2 separate regions of the Homo sapiens genome follow, and region 2 is linked to region 1. The links are chromatin loops, found by intact Hi-C in ENCODE. Cell type or tissue: CD4-positive, alpha-beta T cell. All regions are shown on one strand. Region 1 overlaps TMEM120B (transmembrane protein 120B). Region 2 has its middle 39 kb from the start of KDM2B.

Evidence for each region. A loop is a pair of places that touch in the nucleus more often than their neighbours do. Peaks named below come from ENCODE experiments on the same cell type or tissue, not always from the same donor. Only the 100,000 strongest peaks of a DNase experiment are listed, where the experiment ranks them.
Region 2: a loop joins it to region 1, with 27 times the contacts of the local background. A loop is called at or near these places in 3 of 110 quality-filtered maps.

Annotation. Positions count from the first base shown.
Region 1 is chr12:121,772,259-121,774,758 of GRCh38, forward strand. It overlaps TMEM120B (transmembrane protein 120B), which reads left to right. Exons shown (of 12, transcript NM_001080825.2): 9 at 1,163-1,255; 10 at 2,400-2,464. Among named protein-coding and RNA genes, the nearest start is that of RHOF, 20 kb to the right of the region's middle. RefSeq lists a silencer at 1,024-1,073. In CD4-positive, alpha-beta T cell, CTCF peaks have their summits at 1,160 (motif pointing left) and 1,360; a DNase peak (open chromatin) is centred at 1,143.
Region 2 is chr12:121,619,240-121,621,739 of GRCh38, forward strand. No RefSeq gene overlaps it. Among named protein-coding and RNA genes, the nearest start is that of KDM2B, 39 kb to the left of the region's middle. RefSeq lists an enhancer at 1,125-1,419. In CD4-positive, alpha-beta T cell, no CTCF peak of the experiment used is centred here; a DNase peak (open chromatin) is centred at 1,234.

The DNA.
Region 1 (2,500 bases):
GCTGGGACTACAGGTGCGCACCACCACGCCCAGCTAATTTTTTTTATTTTTAATAAAGATGAGATTTCACCATGTTGGTCAGGGTGGTCTGGAACTCCTGACCTCAGGTGGTCCACCCACCTCTGCCACCCAAAGTGTTGGGATTACAGGCATGAGCCACCACGCCGTACCGTTTCTTTCTTTTTTTTTTTTTTTGAGATGGAGTTTCTGTCTGTCACCCAGGCTGGAGTGCGGTGTTGTGATCTCGGCTCACTGCAACCTCCACCTCCCGGTTCAAGCGATTCTCCTGCCAAGTAGCTGGGATTACAGGTGCCTGCCACCATGCCTGGTTACTTTTTGTATTTTGGTAGAGATGAGATTTCACCAGTTGGCCAGGCTGGTCTTGAACTCCTGGCCTCAAGGGATCTGCCTGCCTTGGCTTCCCAAAGTGTTGGGATTACAGGCATGAGCCATCACGCCTGGCTGTATTGACTTTTCAGATACTACAACCTACATTTTAAGTTAAAACCTGCTTGCAAACAAATACAAATGTATAAAGCCAAGAATGGAAATTGTATATCAGCCCACCCTAGAGGTGACGTTAGTTAAGATCTATGTCCTCTCAAAAGTTTTTATTCATAAATAGGTATATACATGTGTGTATTACATTATGTATCTTTTACAAGTATGGGACCTTTCTGTACATAGAGCTTTACTATTATAACCTGCCTTTTGAATTTTTAACAGTTTATCATGGCTATTTTTCATGTCATTACCACCTCATTTTTAGCAACAACGAAGTATCCCATTGGATGGAACTCTGTCTTGTGTCTTAGCATTGCACAGAGCTCCCAACATAGCACTGGCATAGCTTGCATTCCAGCAAGCATCTATTGAGTGTCTACTGCATGGAAAATTCCAGAAGTTTCAAATCTAGTTGGGGCTTAGATGGGTCCTCACATACCTGTGTTCTCTCTGTGTTCTGGATAAGGGCTAAAGCAGGTTCAGACCAGAGTGTGTGTGTCTGTTTGTGGTGTGTGGGCGTGGGAGAGGGTTGTAACCAGGGCACCCTTTCTGCTTCTGCCCAGTAAAGACCCATCAGCCTGTGCTTGGGGCAGAGAGGTGTGGCCCTGTCTTCCGGGGACACCAGGCCCTGAGCCCAGGTGCTGTGCTCCCCCTGCAGGCTGCGTCCAGTTCCTGCAATATTATTACCAGAGGGGCTGCCTCTACCGGCTGCGGGCCCTGGGGGAGAGGAACCACCTGGATCTCACAGTGGGTGAGTAGCTGGGCCTGGGTTGGAGCCGGGGCAGGTACTGGACCTGCCAGCTCCCCACACCGGGAGTGCAGCCCTGCGAGCACCTCCCATACAGCGGAGCCAGGCCGCTGCCCTTTATCCGAAGCGCCTTCCAGAATTCATCCTGGATTCTGTTTCAGCTGCCAAGTGCCAGGCCAGCTGCATACCAGGCCCCGAGGGCAGGGCCTCTGTCTCAGCCTCTGGAAGTGTCTATTTTTTTGTGTGTGTTCTAGAATACACACACACAAATTAGCCATTTGTGTGTAACATGTCTACATACCAACACGTATAAGTATATAAATGCATGTACACGGGGGAGACATGCCTCACTCTGAAGCCATAGGAGTGCCAGCCAGAAAAGTGAGGAGACACCTCATTGAGAATTTCAGGGGAAACTGTTTTTAATACAACTCTGCTATCTTTTTTTTTTTTTTTTTTTTTTTTGAGACGGAGTCTCACTCTTGCCCAGGCTGCATTGCAGTGGCACGATCTCTATTCACTGCAACCTCCGCCTCCCGGGTTCAAGTGATTCTCCCGCCTCAGCCTCCTGAGTAGCTGGGATTACAGGCATGTGCCACCACGCCCGGCTAATTTTTGTATTTTTAGTAGAAATGGGGTTTCACCTTGTTGGCCAGGCTGGTCTCAAACTGCTGGCCTCAAGTGATCTGCCCACCTTGGCCTCCCAACGTGCTGGGATTATAGGCGTGGGCCACTGCACCTGGCCAACTCTGCTGTCTTTTGACATAGTCATTTCCATCAAATTACTCTCCTAAGTAGGTCCTCCTGTCTCAAGACTCGATAGAACTAATGCATGTGAAAATTCATTATAAAATGCAAAACCCTGTGCAGATTAAAGAAATTAGTAACAACATAGCGCCCAGTGTCTGTGTGTTGTCACCTGGCTCTTGGTGGCTTGAAGAGAGAGAGCAGTCAGGCCAGGTGACAGGGTTGCTATTGTCATAGTGAATGCCCACCCAGCTATGACAGGTGAGGGCTGACCCCCCGCATGTGTGACTGTCCCTGGCTCATCTTAGGGTGACTGGTGTGGCTGGGGGTGGGCGTCTGGTGGAGCTGTGGGGGCAGCGGACCCCCTCAGCGGGTCCTTTTTCTTCCCTCCTCTCCACAGAAGGGTTCCAGTCCTGGATGTGGCGGGGCCTCACCTTTCTCCTGCCCTTCCTCTTCTGTGGCCATGTGAGTCCCCCTGGAGTTTGTGGGTATCTCCTGTCT
Region 2 (2,500 bases), 150 kb before region 1:
ACCATGCCTGGCCTAAAACTTTTAAAAGAAAACACAGGTGAATATCTTCGTGACCTTGTGGTTGGCAAAGATTTCTTTTTTTCTTTTTTTTTTTTTTTAAATAGAGTCTTACTCTATGGCCCAGGCTGGAGTGTAATGGTGTGATCTCAGCTCACTGCAACCTCCGCCTCTTGGGTTCAAGTGATTCTTGTGCCTCAGCCTCTTGAATAGCTGGGATTACAGGCATGTGCCACCATGCCCGGATAATTTTTGTATTTTTAGTAGAGATGCAGTTTCACCATGCTGGCCAGGCTGGTCTCGAACTCCTGACCTCAGGTGATCCGTCCACCTCAGCCTCCCAAAATGCTGGGATTACAGGCATGAGTCACCGCGTCGTCAGCAAAGATTTCTTATCCAGGCCAGAAAAAGTTCTCACTTTTAAAGGCATGGGCACAAACTCAGACCCAACAAAGACTTCTGACCAGTGAGGGGGTAGGAGTGGAGGGAGGAAGAATGAGCACTATAAGCCCAGAAACTGGAGAGCAAGGAGACAGAGTTCACACTCCCCTGGCATAGTCTAAGCTCCAGAGTCAGAGAACCATTCTGAGACCAACACCAGGGCTCACCAACCCGACCCCATTCTGCATTTTGTAACCAGCCCCCTGACAGTGTCTCACTTGGTTTCCAGCCTCCTTCACCCCAATTCTTTGACCATGAAAACCTTCAAGATCACTCACAAAAGCTGCCTCCCAGATGTCTTGTGGAGCTGGCACCAGGGCTGGCTGGCAGAGGGATTTCATGCATTCTGAGTCAGGACACAAGGAAGGACTGACAGGGAAGCTGCCCCCAGCTCCATACAAGGACAACTTTTGAAGTATCAGACAACCAATCAGACATGCTCAGCTTCTAGAAGGAGTGAGCTTCCCATCGCCAGGGGTATGAAAACATTGTTCTAGCCGGGCTTGGTGGTGCATGCCTGTGGAGCCCAGGAGTCCGAATGCAGCCTGGGTAACACAATGAGACCCCTGTCTCCCCACCACCAAAAAAAAAAAAAAAACTGTGGGGAAAAGTTAGTAACCATGGACCCCTCTAGGATCCTGGGGCAGGAGGCAGGGATGGTCCAGACACCCCACCCAAGTTTTTATTACTTGTGATCTGTGCAGATGGGGAAATTCAAACCACACAGAATATTAGGAGAGGGGTGAGGAGCGTGACATAGTAGCTGGGGAAAGGAAACCCTCACCACCCCAAAGCCCCCTCTGAGTCACCACTCCCAGATCCTTTTGTTCCTCTAAAATCAGCAAATCTCTCCTCCCAGCTTCCGGCCTCTTCCCCCTCCAGACCTCAGGCCCTCTTAGCTGCTAAATGTTGTGTGTTCCTAGTCCTGAACTGGGGGTTTCTGGGAACCAAGGACATTGCATTGTTTTGTTCATTGAACCTGTTTCCATTGGCAGTAGCCAGTGGGAGGCCCTGGGGTGATAGCGACGTGATTGATTGATTGATTGATTTTGAGAGACTGAGTCTCCCTCTGTCGCCCAGGCTGGAGTTCAGTGGCAGGATCTCGGCTCACTGCAACTTTCGCCTCCTGGATTCAAGCAATTCTTCTGCCTCAGCCTCCGGAGTAGCTGGGATTACAGGCCTGGCCACCACACCCAACTAATTTTTTCTTTTTTGAGATGGAGTCTAGCTCTGTCACCCAGGCTGGAGTGCAGTGGTGTGATCTCGGCTCATTGCAACCTCTGCCTCCCGGGTTCAAGCAATTTTCCTGCCTCAGCCTCCCAAGTAGCTGGGACTACAGGTGTGTGCCCCCACGCTCGACTAATTTTTGTATTTTTAGTAGAGACGGGGTTTCACCATGTTGGCCAGACTGGTCTCAAACTCCAGACCTCGTGATCTGCCCGCCTTGGACTCCTAAAGTGCTGGGATTACAGGTGTGAGCCACCGCGCCCGGCTAATTTTTTCTTATTTTGACACAGGGTCTTACTCTGTCGCCCAGGCTACAGTGCAGTGGCGTGATCTCTGCTCACTCCAACCTCTGCCTGCCGGGTTCAAGCACTTCTTCTGCCTCAGCCTCCCAAGTAGCTGGGATTATAGGCATGCACCACCAAGCCCGGCTAATTTTTGTATTTTTAGAAGAGATGGGCTTTTACCATGTTGACCAGGCTGGTCTTGAACTCCTGACCTCAGGTGATCCACCTGCCTCAGCCTCCGAAAGGGCTGGAATTACAGGCGTGAGTCACCGTGCCCGGCCTAATTTTTGTATTTTTAATGGAGACGGAGTTTCGCCATGTTGGCCAGGCTGGTCTCAAACTCCTGACCTTAAGTGATCTACCGCCTCGGCCTCCCAAAGTGTTGGAATTATAAGCATGAGCCACCACACCTGGCCCATGATTCATTTATTTATTTAGTTGTTTTTTCTTTGAGACAGGATCTCGCTTTATTGCCTAGGTTGGAGGACAGTGGTGTGATCACCGCAGCTTCATTCCAAGAAGCTGGGAGTACAGGCTCACGCCACCACATC